2 separate regions of the Homo sapiens genome follow, and region 2 is linked to region 1. Evidence: chromatin loops called from intact Hi-C (ENCODE). Cell type or tissue: Caco-2. All regions are shown on one strand. Each heading gives the region's core, and the rest is flanking DNA. Links, peaks and the distances in the headings are about the cores only.

What was found. Hi-C counts contacts between places; a loop is a spot of excess contacts. Peaks named below come from ENCODE experiments on the same cell type or tissue, not always from the same donor. Only the 100,000 strongest peaks of a DNase experiment are listed, where the experiment ranks them.
Region 2: it touches region 1 in a loop (2.1-fold over the local background); 2 of 110 quality-filtered maps call a loop at or near these places.

The regions. Positions count from the first base shown.
Region 1 is chr6:158,512,853-158,523,434 of GRCh38, reverse strand. It overlaps the pseudogene CACYBPP3. Among named protein-coding and RNA genes, the nearest start is that of TMEM181, 42 kb to the left of the region's middle. In Caco-2, for the core only: no CTCF peak of the experiment used is centred there; DNase peaks (open chromatin) are centred at 4,734 and 5,084; H3K4me3 peaks cover 482 bases.
Region 2 is chr6:158,446,048-158,456,629 of GRCh38, reverse strand. It overlaps TULP4 (TUB like protein 4), which reads right to left. Exons shown (of 14, transcript NM_020245.5): 4 at 7,454-7,634; 5 at 4,362-4,496. Among named protein-coding and RNA genes, the nearest start is that of TMEM181, 110 kb to the left of the region's middle. In Caco-2, for the core only: no CTCF peak of the experiment used is centred there; DNase peaks (open chromatin) are centred at 3,529 and 4,299.

The DNA.
Region 1 (10,582 bases), core at 1,699-9,698:
TGTCTCTACTAAAAATACAAAAATTAGCTGGGTGTTGTGGTATATGCCTGTAATCCCAGCTACCCGGGAGGCTGAGGCAGGAGAATTGCCTGAACCTGGGAGGCGGAAGTTGCAGTGAGCTCAGATTACGGCATTGCACTCTAGCCTGGCAACAGAGTGAGACTCCATCTCGGAAAAAAAAAAAAAATTGCATTATCTCTCTGCTGGCACCACTGACACATCGATATTGAATTACAGATATACGTTTTATTTTAGCTACTCTTTCATACCCACTGTCTATTTTTTTTTTTTTTTTGCTTTTTTTGAGACGGAGTTTCCTTCTCGTCCAGCTGGAGTGCAATGGTGTGATCTCGGCTCACTGCAGCCTCTGCCTCCCAGGTTCAAGCGACTCCCCCACCTCAGCCTCCCAAGTAGCTGGACTACAGGCGTGTGCCACCATGCTCGGCTAATTTTTGTATTTTTTGTAGAGACGGGTTTTCACCATGTTGGTCTCGAACTCCTGGCCTCAAGTAATCTGCCTGCCTCAGCCTCCCGAAGTGCTGGGATTAGAGACGTGAGCCACCGTGCCTGGCCCACTGTGTCTTGTTATTATGGATGGAGAGCCAGTTCATCTCCAGGAGTGCTGGGGCATCCATGCCAGCCACAGCATTGGTACTGGGGGCTTACCTGCCTGCTTGACACTTCACCGTCTTGTCCACAAAGTTCTACCCGTGCAAATGCACCCTGACCATTTCCTTTCCACCAGGCCATGTACAGCTTTCCCCAGCCAGGGGGATCACGAGGTCAAGAGATCAAGACCAGCCTCGCCAACATGGTGAAACCCCATCTCTATTAAAAATATAAAAATTAGCTGGGCGTGGTGGCGCACACCTATAGTCCCAGCTATTCGGGAGGCTGAGGCAGGAGAATCGCTTGAACCCAAGAGGCGGAGGTTGCAGTGAGCCGAGATCACGCCATTGCATTCCAGCCTGGGCAACAGAGTGAGACTCTGTCTCAAAAAAAAAAAAAAAAAAAAAAAAAAAAAAAAAAAAAAAAAAAAAAAAACCGACAAAAAAACACAGTCCTTATTGTCCCTTGGGTTTTGTTTCTGATGCAATAGAAGATGGATTTCCAGATGATTGCTAGAAAACAATAAGAAGCATGATCATTTAACGGCTTTACATCTCCCTCCCCGTTTCCCCTTTTGGTTTTCATTAAGTAATGAATTTATCAAGATATTGTATTATGTAAAGTAGCTAAGCATTTTTTTCTTTCCAGAAATGTATATTATCTAATTATTTTATAGAAATATAACTTTACCTATGAGTCGGTTTCTCCCAGAGGAGAGAATAAATAAGAACTAATTCTGCCTTGCATTGCATTTATTCAACAAATGTTTACTGAAACTTGTTAAGTTTGGCACTTTGTAATTGCTGGGAAATGTTCTGGGAGTTGGTATTTGGGCTGTTGAAGTAGTTAGGCCCTTTTGACTTAAGAGGTGTTTGGTGTGGGTTGAGCAAGGGTGCCTCCAGCCACTCCAGCCTTGGCAGCCCAGGCAGGACTAAAGAAGAGGGTAACCAACAACCAAAATTGGTAATTTGTTTCTATCTCTACACAAACTTAGGTTAATTCAACTTATTTCTTTTTTGCTTGAAACTAAGAACAGTGTGAAAAATGGCAATCCAAGAAACATTAATTTATTTAAGTGAAACAGGCCACTGAGACTGAGTTTCTCCGAGTTCACCCCAAAAAAGGACATTCTAAATTAAGTGATTAAATTTTGGCTGATGGAAAATTTGTCTGTTGAAATATCAGGTGCTGGGGGAGGGAGAAAGGGAAATGAACTGAAAGTGCCAGGCTCTCTTCCCCCTCCCCTCCCCTCCCCTCCCCTTCCCTTCTCTCCCTTCTCCTCCCCTCCCCTCCTCTTCTTTTTCTGAGACAGGGTCTCACTCTGTCACCCAGGCTGGAGTACAGTGGCGCAATCACAGCTCACTGCAGCCTCAAACTCACAGGCAAGCAATCCTCCCACCTCAGCCTCCTAAGTAGCTAGGACTACAGGTGCATGACACCATGCCAGGCTAATTTTCATATTTTTTTGTAGAGATGGGGTTTCGCCATGATGCCCAGGCTGGTCTTGAACTCCTGGGCTCAAGTGATAGGTCCACCTTGGCCTCCCAAAGTGGTGGGCTGACAGGTGTGAGCTGCTGTACCCGGCCTATGCCAGGCATTTCTTTCTTTCTTTCTTTCTTTTGAGACGGAGTCTTGCTCTGTCACCCAGGCTGGAGTGCAGTGGCGCAATCTCTGTTCACTGCAACCTCCGCCTTCTGAGTTCAAGTGATTATCCTGCCTCAGCCTCCTGAGTAGCTGGGATTACAGGCGTGTGCCATCACTCTCGGCTAATTTTTATATTTTTAGTAGAAATGGGGTTTCACCATGTTGGCCAGGCTGTCAGGGTCTTACTCTGTCACCCATGCTGGAGTGCAGTGGTGTGATCACTTCAGTGAGATGGCCTGTATTTCCTTTGTGATTGGTCCTTGTCTTGTTTGGGTGTCAGTGTCATATTGATATGTTATTTTGAATATTATAACACTTTGCCCTTATAGTGAGGGAGAAGTGTTTCCTCTTTTTAATTTTCTGAAAGTGTTTGTATAAGAGTAGAGGAACAAGTTCCTTGAAAGTTGATGGTACTAATAAGTAAAACCATTTGGCTTGAAATTTTCTTTGCAGGAAGATTTTCTACTGATGACTACATTTCCAAGTTTTCAAATCTACAGCATACAATTGTGCATAGTCTTCTTATTTTCTTTCTCTTAAAAAGATCTCTCTCTGAAGTTAGATTCCACTTCTATTCCTCATATCATACTTTTGTGCTTTCTTTTTTTCTTCCTACATCATGCCAGATATTTGTCAAATCAATCTTTTCCAAGAACTAACTTTGACATCATGGACCCTCTTGAATGTATTTTCGTTTTTTATGTTCATTAAATTTGATCTGGCCAGTTGTGCTGGCTCATGCCCATAATCCCAGCACTTTGGGAGGCTAAGGTGGGTGGATTGCTTGAGCTCAGGAGTTCAAGACCAGCCTGGGCAACATAAGAGACCCTGTCTCTACAGAAAAATACAAAAATTAGCTGGGCATGGTGGTGCATACCTATAGTACCAGCTATTTGGGAGGCTAAGGTGGGAGGATCTCTTGAGCCCAGGAGGTTGGTCAAGGCTGCAGTAAGCTGTGATCACACCACTGCACTCCAGCATGGGTGACAGAGTGAGACCCTGTCTCAAAAACAAAACAAAACAAAACAAAAAACACAGGTTTTTTAATCTTAAAAATCAGCCTAGTTGCTGAATGGAGAGTGGCCTGGGGGAAGAGGGAGCTAGAAGTCCGCAGGAGGCTGCTGAAGAGGCAGAAGTGAGAGTGAGTGCTGGCCCAGGTCAGGCAGCAGAGGGAGAGGAGGAGCTCTTGCAGGAGAAGTGGCTGGGACTTGGTAGTGGCTACTGTGGAACAGGAGGAAGGAGAGCGAGGGGTCCAGGGCAGCTCCCTGTCATCTGGAACAGCTGCGCACCCTTCCGCAGGGGCCCCAGAACACCACACACTGGGTGGAGAGGATGAGTTGGTCTGGGAGACAGGGACTCAGCAGTCTTGGAGGTAGAGAACCAGCTGGGACCATACCCTCTGCAGGGCAGGGCTGTTGTCCACTCTGCGTAGCTACCCATCTCCTCCAGGCATCGCAGTGATTGGCATGCATTAGACACTCCATAAATATTTGCTGATTAATGAAAGAACCACCAAAAAAAATCTGTGTCCTGAAATCTCTAGCTGAGTGCCTCAGCCTGCCTAGACTCAGCAATGCTGTGTAGCCCTCCAATCAGAGTCTGGGCTTATGCTGCCCCCCAGCACACACCACACACAGCCGGGAGGTGCTGCAGGCGGCTCTCCCTGCCTCGTGACAGCTGAGGGTGACATTTCCAGGAATCTTGAGAGCCAATTTTTAAATACAGTCATTATATAAAATTAAATTGCTACTTAAGGCACATCTCTTTCCAACTCCTCCTTCAGTGAGTCTGGTGGGAATATTTATACCATGGAAATCAGCAAAAGCCACAAATCAGGGTTGATTTCATTTCATTGTTTTAGTCTAGGCTCTAGACTTAAGAATGTGATGAAGGCAGTGTTCATAATGCAATTTAAATTAAAAATGTGTCATATCTGCACCATCACATTGTAAACAGCACAAAAGAATCGAGATCTGATCTTCAAAAACTATTATCCCATTTAGCAAAGAAATGGCTTATGTCATTAATGTATGAGTAAAGTTCTAACATATGTTTATGGTGTTTCACTGAAGACACATTTTCGTTGTTTCACTTTTGTCTTGCTCAAAAATGTAAATGAAAATAACCAACATTCATGTTGAGGCTACATTTGTTTACCAATTACAATCTTAGGTTGGCTGCAAGACAAACATTTGGCAAAAATCAACAAAAGCATTAGCTATTAAGTCTGGCTATATGGAGTTATAAGAAAAATATTGTGTATTTTGTTATTGTAATTGTGTACTACACATCCTATATAGCAATACAATTTATAATGCTCATGTAAGGTATATTTATTCATTCCAAGTTTGTGTGTTTCTGGAGAGCTGGTTGTTAGCTATTTACCAACACACCACTCCACTTGTTTGCCAATTTATAACCTTCAGCTGAAAGTATTGTTCTCCTGAAGAGGGCACCAGAGGGGACGGAGCCCAAACAACAGAGAGCACTGCACGGGGAATTGGGGAGATGCTGTTTACCCAGCAGCAAGGACCTGGCAGGCTGGATAGTTTCAGTGTGAACACGAAGAAGGCTGAGTGCTGATCAGGGTGCCGTTTACATTTTATACTCACCACCTTCTATTGCGAGGCTCACTGGCACTGGTTTTGTTTATTTCCATAAACATACAATAAAATGATCCTCCAGATCATCTTCGGGAACCTGGACAAAGTCTGGACAAAATGAACCCATCTTCGGAGTATCATCTCCCTCATGGGAAGGTGACTGCAAAGGAGAAAGGAAGTTAAAAGCAAAGGTCGGGGCAGGCGCAGCCGCGCAGCCTCACCCGGGCTCGTCTGTGACTCATTTCCCTGGAGGGGAGGCTTCTATCTGAGGTGCTGGCTTCTGCTCCCTGGGGAGCCGGCGCTTGTTCTCTGTGGTTCAGGATGCTTCAAGGAGCGATTCTCAAAGAGGGGCTGCGGCCTCATGGCTCTGAGATTTGCTCCTGACTCTTTTTCAACACACACTGCCTGGATGAGAGGAAAGTCACTTACGATTTTCTATCTGAGATTTCCCCATCTTTTAACTGGGACCAAACCTTTGCAGGGGAGGAAACATTTCTTTTCCTCATCCATCACTAGGGTCATGACCAGGGCCCCCATTAACAAGAGAAAACCATACAAATTTTATTTAATACAGCCATGCACCTCATAAAGATGCTTCAGTCAACAACAGACTGAATATGCAATGGTGATCCCGTATGACTATAACACTGGATTTTAGTTGTCCCTTTTCTATGTTTAGATACAAAAATACCTCCCATTGTGTTTCAGTTGCCTGCAGTGTTCAACACAGTGACATGCTGTGCGGGTTTGCAGTCCGGAAGCAATCAGCGGCCCCACAGAGACCAAGTGTGCCGCAGGTCATGCCTCTAGGTCTGTGTAAGTGCACTCTGTGAGGTTCCCACAGTGACAAAACAGCCTAGTGACACATTTCTCAGGACATCTCTCATTGTTAAGTGATGCAAGTTTTACATGACATGGGAACCTTCAGAAATGAGGACCCAAAGACACAGACACCTGTTTTTTTGTTTGTCTGTTTTGAGATGGAGTCTCACTCTGTTGCCCAGGCTGGAGTGCAGTGGGACGATCTCAGCTCACTGCAACCTCTGCCTCCCGGGTTCCAGCGATTCTCCTGCCTCAGCCTCCTGAGTAGCTGGGATTACAGCTAATTTTTGTATTTTTAGTAGAGATGGGGTTTCACCATGTTGGCCAGGCTGGTGTCAAACTCCTGACCTCAAGTGATCCGCCCACCTCGGCCTCCCAAAGTGCTGGGATTTCAGGCGTGAGCCACTGTGTCTGGCCGACACCTGTGTATTTTTACGCTGCTAAGTCTGATGAAGAAGTCGACAGGTGTGAGGGACAGTGGGACAAAGGGGTGTGATCCCTTGGGAATAAGCTGGGGGACTCCGCAGTGCCCGTTTGTGCAGGTTCTTCTCTGTACCCCTGTGTCTTCAGAGATGGAGACATTCCTCTCCTCTGGGGGCAGGGAGGGCACCTGTGGAACAAGGGTCTTGGGCCTGCTGCAGGGGCCAGGGGATGTGGGGAAGGTGAGAGTGAACTTCCTGCTTCTGCTGTTTTCTCAAATGCCAAGGTGCCACATTCTGGGGTGTGTGTCCTGAACCCCGTCACCTTCCCTGAGAAGGGCTTGTGGGGTCTTCCTGCTGTCAGAACAAGCTATACTGTGGTTTGCGAACCTGCTGTTACATGGAGTTGGCTCTGGGTGTCATCTTTACCTTTGCCTTATTTTTGGAGACTACAGATATCCAAATGGAAAGAAAGGAAAGCCATCCGTTCTTGCCATTTAGTTGAGAGAAAACCTTGGCTAATGAGATGATGTTCAGCTGTGTCTCTACAGGTACTGAGGATTTTTTAAAAAGTACCAGGCTCGGGCCGGGCGTGGTGGCTCACGCTTGTAATCCCAGCACTTTGGGAGGCCGAAGCGGGCGTACCATGAGGTCAGGAGTTCGAAATCAGCCTGACCAACATGGTGAAACCCCGTCTCTACTAAAAATACAAAAATTAGCCGAGAGTGGTGGCTTATGCCTGTTGTCCCAGCTACTCGGGAGGCTGAGGCAGGAGAATCACTTGAACCCGGGAGGCGGAGGTTGCAATGAGCCGAGATCGGGCCATTGCACTCCAGCCTGGCGACAGAGCAAGACTCCGTCTCCATTCAAAAGTCCCTCGGAGCGCTCGTGCTGCGTGGCGGCGGCCGGGATCGCGCTTACAGCGGGTGCGCGCAGGGCGGGTGCACGCTCAGGACAGGTGCGCGCGCAGGCTGAGGACCCTTGCACTTAGCCCGCAGCCGCGGGGCCTGCGCTCAGGTCGAGCGCGCTGGCTTCCTGGAGAGTTTCCTTTCGTGTTCCCTCCCCTGAGCGGCTGCCGCTGGCGCCTTTGGCCTGACCCAGGCCGGCCATGGCCTCAGCTTGGAAGAGCTATAGAAAGATCCAGAAGAGGTAAAAGGTGTTGCTGGAAAAGGCAACTAGGAAAACGGTGCGTGATGCCCTTCCAGCTGAAAAATCCAAGACTGAGACAGAAATGAACAGGATGCGGCAGAAATCACAGAGGAAAGCAGAACTCCTTGACAGCGAAAAGCCAGCTGCGGTGTTTGCTCCCATTGCAGGGGACCTACAGTGACACTCGGTGACTATGCACGGGGTCAGCCAGGTGAGGAGGCCAAGTTCCCGCTGAGAACGTGCAGATGCGCTCCCCAGAGAGGTCGTGTGATCTCTTGGTGTAGGATCTAACTGGGCAGGGTTATCCGTGAGTGTGAACAATCCATTGACACCCACTCCTGTGGAAGGCAAGGCGGATACAGTTCTTATCTTCTGTAGAAGGAAAGCGGAAAACACGGGGTGGGATCACCTGACTCAGGTTGAAAAAGGGTACAAAGAAACCGAAAAGACCCCCTACGACACTGAAACAGACTCCAGGGAGGGGCTGATGAACGTTCTAGGGGAAGTGGATGAGGACGGAGATGAGGCTGTGGAGAGAAAGATTCATAAAGCCTGGCTGGAATCAGGAGAGAAACGAGACGAGGGGGGACAGGGGGGTTTGAGACTTTAAAGTTCTTTTGGGAACTGTGATGCGGACGTGCTGGTGTTCCCAGTACGGGAATACTGGTGAGCTGCACATACGCATTTACAGGTAACTCCTTACACGGCCCTCTTCTAAGCAAAGGCAATGCATTCTCCATTTCCTACTGGAAGATTTATTTAAATAAAATATGCCTATTAAACAAAACAAGCAAACAAAAAAGTCCCATAGCACAGATGCTTTCCCATCTGGTTGGTTTGTTACGTTTTCAACATAGTGTACCAGTCCTTTATCCACATAGATAATTCACTTTTTTCAAGTATACTCTCAAGAGGTCCACATCATGAAAAACAGGTTAAGAAATGAGATAGGCCAAGTTAGCAGAGCCAGGGACATGGCCACCAGCTCGCTGTGGCCCGGTCGGGGTGCCTGTGCTGCTGTCACAGTGAGCATGGAGGACCAGGTCAAGAATGGGACAGTGGGGCTGGGCTTTTGCCGCTTCTGGCTGCCTAGCAGGTGGACTCTAACCAGCGGGTTACACGGAGGCACTAAGTGGGTCTGGGCAGTGTGGTGTTCTCAAGAGGCTGGTTTGGTCTAGTCTGACCCGTCCACTCTTCCCGGAAGCTGTTTGTGGAGAAACGTGGGCTCTGTCTCCCACAAAGACTGTTGGGCCTATTCTCTTGCCATCCTCCCACGAGCTCAGCTTGGCTTATACCAGCACCTGCTGACAAGTGTGTGTGTTAGAAAAAGAGAATGTTGACAAGCTCATCCTGTGGGAGAGAACCCTGGATGCAAGGGTGAGACCCACTGGAGTGCAGTGCACAGGAACAGATGGGCTGGGGGCACGAGGCTGACTCCATGTGGCCTAAGATGGGCCAGGGATCCTGAGGGTTCCATGAGCTGGACGCTCTGTGGCTTTTAGAGAAACTTCCCTTCCCAAGCTGCCTGAATCTATAAGGTCATCAAAGGAACCACTTAGCGAAGAAGAGACTTTTCTTCCACCAGTGCAGGAAATGGGACCTAGGCTGGAGCTGGTTATTCCAAAGGGTGGATGAAGGCAGTCTCTTTCTACTAGAGGAATGTTTTCTCTCAAGTTTTATAACAAAGGAAACTGTTGAGAAACTGGTGAGAAACCACAATCCTGGGACGGAAGAGCCTTCTGCAGTCAGAAGCAGGTACCTGAGGAAGGCAGGAAGTGGGACTCAGAGGACCCCATGGGCTCCAGCACAGAAAGAAGTTCATCACTCGAGGGTGTGTCTTCTCATCATAGGGGTTGGGGGGGCGCATGCGTGTGGCATGCACATGCTGTGGTGTCTGGACTGCCTGCCTTTTTACTGGGGAGAGAAAGAAAATATAACACTGGTCAAGCCCCTGTTTCAGTGACCCCAGACACTGAAATAAAAGGAAATGCCCCTGTTACTGGGTGAAAGTGCAAGATTCTGATTAGTGGTTCAAGGTGACACAGGAGACACTGAGTTGATTCATGTGAAAGGAGGAACCACAGATCATTCACATGAGCTGGAGGATGAACCAACAGGAGACATAGAGACCCTTGGTTCCCAGGACAGAAGGGAAATGGTGTCAGGTCTGGGCACTTTTCTACTTTTGGAGAAGAGTGGAGAGAGGAAGCACTAGGTTGTCCATACCCTCAGGGTTGAAGACAATGGGAAATGGCTGTCACAACTGGGAGAAGGCAATGTGACTGGTTGCCTTTATCATCCAAGCTCCCCGCTCTTTCCCGGGACAAGAGCTATCCCGTAGCTGTGCCTGCAGTGAGGATGCTGCACCATCACTGGGTGCAGGGGAGAGCCTGGGAGCCAGCCAGAGCTAAGTGGCAAATGGGATGCTGGGATTCATAACAGTGACCTGGAAGAACGCATGGGCAGGTCAGAGGACAAAGAGCAAGATGCTTTGCAAGGTGTCTGCATGCTGTCCTGAGTGGTGGTTGAAGCTTAAGAAATTCCTATGACTGCCGGGCATGGTGGTGGGTGCGGTGGCTCACGCCTGTAATCCCAGCACTTTGGGAGGCCAAGACGGGTGAACCACCTGAGGTCAGGCGTTCAAGACCAGCCTGGCCAACATAGTAAAACCCCATCTCTACTAAAAATACAAAAATTAGCTGGGCATGGTGGTGCGTGCCTGTAATCCCAGCTACTCGGGAGGCTAAGGCAGGAGAATCGCTTCAACCTGGGAGGCAGAAGTTGCAGTGAGCTGAGATCATGCCATTGTACTCCAGCCTAGGCGACAAGAGTGAAACTCCATCTCAAAAAAAAAAAAAAAAAAATTCCTATGACTTACTCTGGGGCGCCTTCTTTACTTGAAGCGATCGCTCAGACAGGAACTCTGAAATGGGTTCAAGAAATGAGCCAGCACTTCCAATGGATGGCTTCTTATTCTTCAGCACATAGAGCAGCTGTTTCTAGGAAGTGTAGGGAAACAAATCCACACAGACTGGCTCCTTTGTGAAGCCTGGGTGAATAATAAAACTGGTCAGCCGAACGTTCACTCTTTCCAGAATTCAATAACAAGGACTTAAATCTCATTCTATAAAGCGGATGAGCTCACCTGATGAGGGGCAGGGGTGGCCCATCTGTATGTAATACTTGTTTTCATGGGAGATGACTAAGTATAAGTAGCTCAGAGCTCATTACAGGCAAATCTTTACGACACACCAGAGTGAGAAGCTGGGAATAAACCAGGTCTATTCATTAATGTGACCCAGAAATCTTGGATTCTGTTTCAGGATTGGTTTTTGT
Region 2 (10,582 bases), core at 964-8,963, 66 kb after region 1:
GAACTCCTGACCTTGTGATACACCCACCGCAGCCTCCCAAAGTGCTGGGATTACAGGCGTGAGCCATCGTGCCCGGCCTGAGCATTTTGAATTAAAGACAACTGGAAGGCCTTAGAACAGAGGTGTCCAATCTTTTGGCTTCCTTGGGCCACACTGGAAGAAGAAGAATTGTCTTGGGCCACATAAATACATGAATACTAACAAGAGCTGATGAGCTTAAACAAACAAAAAATCTCATAATGTTTTCAGAAAGTTTACAAATTTGTGTTGGGCCACATTCAAAGCTGTCCTGGGCTGCATGTGGCCCACAGGCTGCAAGCTGGACAAGCATGCCTTAGAAGCTGCTTCAGAGCCAGGGACTTTCTGATCTCCTGCTTTCCCCAAATAACCAGGAAAGACTTAACCACCAGAGAAGAGAATAAAAGTTGTCGAAACCTTTGGTCACAGTAAGAGTTCTACCCCTCACCTTCCCATAACTTACAAGTCCTGTTCAGTTCCTAAGAATTATTAACAAGGTAACGTCTACCTCCTGGATCCATTCATTTCCCCTAGAAATCACTTACTACTAATCATGATTGCCTACCCACCTCCCCATTTCCCTCCTTTCCATGGAAAGGGTATAAAAACTTCAACCATGTGGCCTTTCTTTGAGTCTCTTATTTTATGTGGGTCCTATGCTTATTCACATTAATACATTTCTATGCCTTTTCTCCTGTTAATCTGTCTACTGTCAGTCATTTCAGGGAACCTTCAGAGAGGACAGAAGGGAAGCTTTTTCTCTGTCCTTACAGCACCTACTTGATGGCACCAGCTCATTTCGATTTAATCTAACTTTCTGAAACTAGGAAGACACAGAACAAAAGCATCCTGCAAATAATTTTTTTTTTTTTTTTGAGACGGAGTCTTGCTCTGTTACCCAGGCTAGAGTGCAATGGCGCAATCTCAGCTCATTGCAACCTCTGCCTCCCGGGTTCAAGTGATTCTCCTGCCTCAGCCTCCCAAGTAGCTGGGATTACAGGCATGCACCACCACGCCTGGCTAATTTTTGTACTTTCAGTAGAGACAAGGTTTGGCCATGTTGGCCAGGCTGGTCTCGAACTCCTGACCTCAGGTGATTCACCTGCCTCAGCCTCCCAAAGTGCTGGGATTACAGGCGTGAGCCACCGTACCCCGCTGAAAGCATCCTGTAAATAACTGAAAACATTTTTAGGTTAGATTTAGATATCTAGTTAGGTAATAATTAAAATGTTAAATTTGGCCGGGCGCGGTGGCTCACGCCTGTAATCCCAGCACTTTGGGAGGCCGAGGCGGGTGGATCACGAGGTCAGGAGATCGAGACCATCCTGGCTAACAAGGTGAAACCCCGTCTCTACTAAAAATACAAAAAATTAGCCGGGCGCGGTGGCGGGCGCCTGTAGTCCCAGCTACTCGGGAGGCTGAGGCAGGAGAATGGCGTGAACCCAGGAAGCGGAGCTTGCAGTGAGCCGAGATTGCGCCATTGCAGTCCGCAGTCCGGCCTGGGCAACAGAGCGAGACTCCGTCTCAAAAAAAAAAAAAAAAAAAAAAAAAAAAAATGTTAAATTTGCCTGTATTTTTAGAAGAAAACTCAAGGAAAAAAATTTCACATTTGGGAGGGCTACTTTGGGTCACCTCCCCAACTTACCTAACATATCCTTCTACCTATATTGCACATATGGTTGCAAAACGTTAGAAGTGCTGCTCCAGGATGGGTATGGTGGCTCACGCCTGTAATCCCAGCACTTCGGGAGGCCCAGGCGGGTGGATCACCTGAGGTCAGAAGTTCGAGACCAGCCTGACCAATACGATGAAACCCCATCTCTACCAAAAATACCAAAATTAGCCAGGCGTGGTGGCATGCGCCTGTAATCCCAGCTACTAGGGAGGCTGAGACAGGAGAATCACTTGAAACTGGGAGGCAGAAGACTCAGTGAGCCAAGATCGTGCCACCGCACTCCAGCCTGGGCAACAAGAGCAAAACTCCATCTCAAAAAAAAAAAAAAGAGAGAACTGTTGCTCCAATACCTTGGGCATATTCAAGGCATAAAAAATAAAGTTTCCATAAGCAGGGTGGTAAAAAACTGGAAAAATTCCCCCGTAAAGAATAAAAAGGAACTGAGTGGTAATTATATTATGTTCAGCCTTCACCAGATATTTGGTAGAGAAACCAAGTTCTGGATTCCTGAACTAGAGGCAGGTTCTCAAAAAATTAATAAACTTGGTTTAAAGGTTTAAAAATAGAATTTTGAAGAAAAAAGTTAAGCATGGATTATAAATACATTAGGAATTAATGTTGATCATCCTGTGTTTTAGCTCCATGAAAGACAGAACATTCAGAAAAAAATTTACAGACAAGCACAGGAATTTAAGTTCATCATCACCACAAAAAATATGTACTCAACTCCTACCAGGGCCTATGTGTGATAAAAAGGACTTCAACGTCATTCATGTCCCTCAGGACTTTACAGCCTAAGTAATTCCTTATAATTACAGTCCTGAGACAGTAGATTGGGATGCCCAAAAGAGGGTATGTAATATGTTTCTAAAAATATTCTATAGTTTAAAAATAGAGTAATTACTTGGGGGGGGGCGGTGCAGAGGCAGGTATGATTCTTGCCAACCAACAGTTAAGTATATAGACTTGATTCTTTTTTTTTTTGAGACGGAGTCTCCCTCTGTTGCCCAGGCCGGAATGCAGTGGTGCGGTCTTGGCTCACTGCAACCTCCGCCTCCCAGGTTCAAGCGATTCTCCTGCCTCAGCCTCCCAAGTAGCTGGGACTATAGGCACACGCCACCACACCTGGCTTTTTTTTTTTTTTTTCCGAGACAGAGTCCTGCTCTGTCATCCAGGCTAGAGTGCAGTGGCTTGATCTCAGCTCACTGTAACCTCCGCCTCCCAGGTTCAAGCAATTCTCCTGCCTCAGCCTCCCGAGTAGCTGGGATTACAGGCACCTGCTACCACGCCCAGCTAATTTGTGTATTTTTAATACAGACGAGGTTTCACGATGTTGGCCAGGCTGATCTTGAACTCCTGACCTCGTGATCTGCCCGCCTCGGCCTCCCAAAGTGCTGGGATTACAGGCGTGAGCTACCGTGCCCGGCTTTTTTTTTTTTTTTTTTTTTTTTGTGAGACAGAGTCTCGCTCTGTCACCCAGGCTGGAGTGCAGTGGCGTGATCTCGGCTTACTGCAAGCTCTGCCTCTCGGGTTCATGCCATTCTCCTGCCTCAGCCTCCCGAGTAGCTGGGACTACAGGCGCCCGCCACCACGCCCGGCTAATTTTTTGTGTTTAGCTAATTTTTGTATTTTTAGTAGAGATGGGGTTTCACCATGTTTGCCAGGCTGGTCTCGAACTGCTGACCTTGTGATCCACCTGCCTTGGCCTCCCAAAGTGCCGGGATTACAGGCATGAGCCACCGCACCCAGCCTAGACTTGATTCTTTACATCCCTGTGACTGCTGAATAATTCAGGCAAGCAGCAGTAGCGCACGGTAATGACTCCCTAGACCAATGGCCAGTTTTGAATGACAGCAGCGAGTTACACCAAAGTTCCTGGCTTGTCTCCTATATCCTCATTCAGATTACAGGAGGTCCCTTAAACATCAAGGGTCAGAGGCAGCCCAGGTATTGAATTTTAAAACCTTTTTACCTTGTACCATTCAACCCTGAAGAGACAGATTGTTTTTCCATAGAACTCACATCAATGGGGTCAACAACATCAACAGTACTCTTGAACTGCAAAATTCACAACACTCCAAATGCCTATGCCCACTGATTTTCTTTTGAGATAACAACACTCATAATATCTATCAGGAAGGTATCAGCACTTGACTGCTGCCCTTCACAACAATGCCTCAGTCTAGTAATTGCAGAACCTCCACAAGTCTTTCAAGGTAACTTTATCGCACAGTGATGATCAGTTCCTTAATAAGACTGTCAGATTCTTAAAATTACAGGGGCTTCTGTGTAAATGATGTCTTGTGCACCATCTGCTGCCTTAGGGATGGCAGGTGCTGCAGTCCGTTTATTGTGCAGACATGCGTAAGCCAGATGCAAACATACCTGTACACCTGAGAGAGGATCATTCTTGTCATAGTGAGGAAAAGAGCAGGCTAAGACAAAGACTGAATGTCAGGAATCTCCCTTTGAGATAAGACTAGGTATGGACTTATCAGATAAGCAAAGGAGTGAAGAGGGAGTGGCTTTAGTTAACAGACTCCATGAAGCCCAGAAGGTGTCACCACAGAGGACAGGAATCAGTAAGCACAGAGTGTACAAGACCGGCCTTGAGGCAAGCACACACAGGCCCGGTCTGCAGGTTTGGGGTGTGTGCAGCATTCTGTACCTTTCAGCCCTGAGCGGATGACCGTGGGAGACAAGTCATCGTAGTTGTTCATTAAGCTGATGTCTCCCGAGGTGAAGCTGACGGTGAGCAGAGGCTTGATGTTCTGCACTGGGATGGGATATGCTGCCGGACCATCTGCAGGAACACAAGTGCCAAGTGAAAAGGAGGGAAGCACACCACCCAAATCCAGGTTCCCAAAGCTGAAATCTTGCATGGTGCCTTAGAAATTGCCTGACAATGCAGATCCTACTCTGGATTGGGATGCTACCTGAATGAAACATTCTATATCATTCAGGAACTACACAAGGGCCATCAGTGGGCACTAACAGAGAATTTGTGAGTAAGAAGCAGGACACTAGGGACATAGCCCTGGGGGCAATTGGTGAGTGGTGAGAATATGTGTGAAAGTTTACTAACTTGATGTTAATGTGTTACACGGTTCTAATGACATATAGACATAAATTATTTTAATGTCATACAACATCCAAGGATGGTAGGAGGAGGGATAAAAACATTTTCTTAATTCTGGTCTAAGAGAGAAAAAAGTTGCTTTTCAAGTTCCAAATCCTCTTTCTAAATCCTCTTTCATTGAATGTTACAGGAAATAAGCAGCCACAGAGGCCAGCCCAGATTTGGAGAGAAGGTTGGGCTAAATGTGGCTCATAGAGGCTTGCTGCACCTGCGGAGCACAGCCGGCATAAGGAAAACCCTGCTCTGGAGCCTCATGCAGACATTAAGGAAGGGGCCATGATGGACCATGGACTTGGTCTTTCACAGGGTGTTTGAAAAAGCAAAAGTAAGCCCTTCCTAGATGCCTAGATAGAGCAACGTTTTCAGAAGGCTCCTGTAGGCTTCACAGCCACACTGGGCTCATCTTAGCAGCCATCGAGGTGGGCCTACCTGCCAGTTGTCTGCAGAGGAAGCCCAGTTATTGCTTTGCTTTACATCATGACACTGCACTATACCGACCTCCACACTCAAATTCCCTAGGCCACTAAGAAGAACCCTGTTGCACGTGAAAGGTGAACACCTGTCATCCTCTAAACTGCCCCCCCTGCTTCTGAGAAGGGCAACTGCCTGGAGGAGCAACCAGGGACTGAATTCTGTTCTTGGATTTACTCTGGACTTGCTTTATAAACTTGGTCTCTGAGTCCTGTTTTTTTTTCCTTTCTTTTCTTTTCTGTTTTTTCCTTTTTCTTTTTTTGAAACGGAGACTTGCTCTGTTGCCCAGGCTGGAATGCAGTGGCGCGATCTTGGCTCACTGCAGGCTCCGCCTCCCGGGTTCAAGCCATTCTCCTGCCTCAGCCTCCGGAGTAGCTGGGATTACAGGTGCCCACCACCATGCTTGGCTAATTTTTTTTTTCTTTTGTATTTTTAGTAGAGACGGGATTTCAGCGTGTTAGCCAGGATGGTCTCGATCTCCTGACCTCATGATCCACCCGCCTCGGCCTCCCAAAGTGCTAGGATTACAGGCCTGAGCCACCGTGCCCAGTCCCTTGTTTTCTTTTTTTTTTTTCAATAATAAAATGGGGGCAAGTAAATCTAGATTTGACCCACTAAAGAGGAGTTCTAAGAGTATGCTGAGTCCATGTGATGAAGACACTGACTTTACTATTATGAGGCTGTAGAAATATGACCAACACTTCTCTCAAGGCTGGTATCCTATTAGGAAAGGGGATGGTTAATTCCTAAATTGCTTTATGGGTGCTAGGAATACCCATAAAAAGCCCCCAAGCCACTGGTCCTAAAACACTACCATTAATCTCAATTGTTTTTCATGTGTGAATGCCTTCTCCTAAAATGAATAAATGAATGAGTATGTGTGTACACACATACGTGTCTGCTGCTGGGAAGCATAACACACTGTGACAGGAAAGAGAAGACAACACAACACGAGAATATTGCAGGTTCTAACGGAGGCAGACAATTTCTCTAATTTCCCCCGGAACAGCCCTTCACAGGACGACATGCCCCACAATGGCAGGAAAGGTTAGAAAGCACCCACTGTGCCCTTTGACTATGAAGGGCACACAGCAGTGTAAGCACAGCTGTGCTAGGCTAAGGATAGAAGCCTGCGGCAGTGTGACCACTTCTAATCAAGAAGCCAGTCCCATTCCCCAAAACGAGATGGTTACAGCTAGGCAGGAAGGCTAAATTCTAGTGTTCCATACCATGGAGGATGACATGTTAACAATAACATATTATCATATTATATAGTTTCAAATACCTAGAACGAGGATATTGAACGTTCCCAACACAAAGAAATGATAAATGTTTGAGATGATGAATATGTTAACTAAAATGATCTGATCACTATACATTATGTGTATCGAAATATCACAATGTAGCTCATGAATATGTACAATTATTGTATCTCAATTTTTTTAAAAGAGATGGGTGCAGGGGATGGGATGCTGGTGAAGAGCCAACTGAGTGGGCCAGTGCTGCACACTGATTCTGGGGACCTGCTAGAGGTTAAGGTGGCTGGAATTTGAGGTCATCCCCACCAAGAGTACTCAACACCAACTGGAGTATACAGAGAGGCAGTAGGTCTTTTAGACCTGAGGAGGAGGAGAGCTTCTGCCTGAAATAAAGAGGACAGACAGAAATGTAGAGTTATCTGCCCAAGGTGCTGGCCTTCATTATGGCAAAACAAATCCTTTTCTCATGCACCTAAAGCCGCGGGCTTTAATAACATTGGGGATTTGGATATATCACATATTAAGTTATAATAATAGCACAGCATTTTTCATCTTTAGCTTTCTTTATTGTCACTAAGCAGCTAAGCCCCACAATACCTCAGGGACACAGGAAGAGCCATGTGTCTCACTTTATATCTAGGAAAAGCTAAGCGAATTAAGTGTAATCAATTCGACCAGTGATTCTGAGAAAAGGGACAACAGCGGGGAGACAGTCACATCTAGATGAGGCCAGCCCTACCTTGCATTTCAGCTTGATAACTCTTCCCAGGAAGCCCGGGTGCCGTAGGTGTGGCGGCCCTTCACCCTCCCTCCTCCACATCAGTCTACTCTGCTCCGATGCCCTTCCTTGTCCTTCTGGTCAGTGACAAGGAAAGTAGGGCCAATGAGTACCTTGGGGAGGGGCGTAGTCATCTGAGTCCGTGTCGCTCTCGCTGCTGTCCTCCACCAGGAAGATCGGGTAGTTCCAGGACATGCCGAGGACACCGTCTGACTCGTGCAAGAGGACGTGGGCCAGCATTCTGCCGTGGCAATCCATGACAATCACCTGCCCATCGGCCGTGCCAAACAGCACCTGCAATCCAGGATGGGGACCTCTGACCAAGTGGCAGCAAGGGCCAGTTTCTGGCACACCTTGTTGCCTCGATTTGTTTTAGGAAGACAATATACATTTAGAACTAAAAATAGCTAGTTAAGTAACAACAGCACAGTGACACAAAATGTTAAGTAGAACCTCTGCTGGCTATTCCTGCAACAATTTGAGTCCTTTAATACTGAAATGTGACTAACAGCAGAATGAGTATATTATATTGCATGAACGTTTTCAAATAATACCAGCAAAATCTCTGTTATACTATTTGCAGGGGTTTTGCTTTGTATTTTTGATTGGAGGAGAGGAGTTAGGAAAATATTCATTTACTTTTCTGGAAAACGAAGAAGCAGCAGAGATTTGTTGTTATTATTTTCTCAAATTTAGAAGAAAAAGCTTAGGTTTATGTTTGACCAAAGAGAAAATACATTGGGTTATGTAAGCATGTTATATAACCATATTTGGAAAAGAAGATGCTCCTGAAACAATGTTTTATTTCCAATGTTGAATGTTTTACTTCACTGAGAATAATAATAGTATTAATGTATTAATTTATAATTAATTTAAGGATGTAGTCATGGTATTAAAATATTAAGTACTTACTTTGCACTAAACACTATGCTGAAAGCTCTACCTCATTAATTGTCAAAACCATGAGTTAGGCGCTAGTTTTGCTGGTGTGGCCCAGGTGGGCTTTTGCTACCACAGTGTGCTGAGGGCTGCTCCTCAGACACCTTCCTTGGCCTCACCCATCTCAGAGCACATACTCAGGAGCATGCTGGGTAATACAGACAGGTACATGGCCAGAGCTAAAGAACAATCTGGATAGAGGAAGGCTGAATGCGCCCCTCCATGACAGCAGCAAAGGAGCACCTCACAGCTGCTGAACATCCCCCCTGCCGCCACCAACCAACCAACAACACTAGTGGTGCCACCAGTGGGACATCCTGAGAGGAATCTTGGGTCCTGGGCAGCAGGACCTCCACCGAGGTGCATCACATTGCATTATGTTCTGCTTTGTGTGATGGTCTCTGCAGTTTCTGCATTGGTTGCCATTAAAAACTTTACATCTTTTGTGTCTAATGGGATCTGTCTATCCGTCAGCATCTCATTGCAACAATCATGCAAGTTATCTCCAATTTACAAACACACGAGCAACTTAAGAGAGGCCAAGTAAGCTGACAAAGGCATTAAGTGATCAAGCCAAGGCTGTCTGACTAGAAAGGCTAGAATTTACCCAAAGGGAGAGCTGGTTAAGGCTTTTTCAATTTTTGCTTCTTTTTGCTTGAGATTTTAATGTGAAGCTCCTTGGGGGAGAGACAGTCCATAGCTATGTGGCACCTAACAGAGCTTTGTGTACAATGCAGGCACTCAGTAAATATTTATTGCTAAACGAATGCACTAAAGTCAGTGACAAGCAAAAGGCAATTTTAGGATATAAATACTGATGACTAAGAGACTGCCTGCAGAAAGTTCACAGAATTCAGTTATTTTAGAATAAATTGTTCATCAAATATTCCTTTAAATATGATCTATATTTTAATGAATGAATACTAAAAAAGGCTAAAACAATTTGCCTCCAGACGCAGCAATTAATTCATTACTATATGCTGTTTTCAGGAAAGACATAACTACTAGGAACACCATGAAATTCATTTTAGAAAAAGGTGAAATTTTAGCTGTCAAAAAAAAAATTACTATCTGATAGCATGTCTACAAAGCCTTCATGTGACACAGGCGTAGGGTCAAGACACCGGAGCATGGGTCACGGACCTGCTGAAATCCTGGAAGAGGCAGATGTTTAATGTACTTGGTGAGCAATTTTCAATAACAATAAATATGAAACATGACTTCTTATAACTTTAACTAAGCTGTACCCATTGCCACACTTATCACTATTCTCATCCCTTTACTGTGGGATTGTGTGATTTCTGTCTGACCCCTAGTTACACTATAAACTTTTGAGGCGATGGACTATTATGGACTGAATGTTTATGAGCTCCCCGCCTCCCCAATTTATGTTGATGGTATTTGGAGGTAAGGTCTTTGGGGGATGATTCAGTTTAGACAAGGTCGTGAGGGTGGGGCGCCCACGATAGGATTAGCGCCCATATAAGAAGAGTATGAGAGACCCCAGCTTGCAAGCACTCTCGCTACACCCAAGCACTGAGGAAAGGCCATGTGAGGACCCAGGGAGAACGCAAGCCAGGAGTCAGCCTCCACCAGGAACCAAATTGGCTGGCACTTTGATCTGAGGCTGGCCAGCCTCCAGAATTGTGAGAACTCAATGTCTGTTGTTTAAGCCCCTTGGTCTGTGGTATTTTATTATAGCAGCCCAAGCTGAGACCTGAACCACATCAGCTTTGCTCAACAGTACCTCCCTAGGCCCTGTCATGATGTACAACACACAGGAGTATTTGCAAAAGGGAGGAAATGACTCTGCATTGAAAGGTCTTTTGAATTAATACTCATTTTTCCATTTTAGAGAAGAAAGGACAGATGAAAGAACATACATATAATTCCTGAATAAGGACTGATTAAGTTATCAGAGTTTAGTATCACACTAAAGAAAAACAGAACAAAAAGGGCAGGCCCCAAATCCACTACCATTAATGAATTACAACTACAGTTCCCATAGGAAGACAAAAACACTATTAAGATTGGAAAAAATGGGAAACGCAGCACTGACAGTTTAATTATCAAGCAATGATGGAAGAAGTTACTCTGTTTTGGAACAAGTATGTCACAGATTACTGAAGAACAGTGATACAACATAAAATCAGATTTTTAAAAATCTCTTCCATTACAAGTTCTTTTCATGCCTAATCACTTTTAATGGGATAAAGCTTATGTGAGCAAAGGACTTCAGAAGAACAAGATTGAGAGCCTAATAATAACGAATACACATATGGCAAGTGCATCAATCTCTGCTG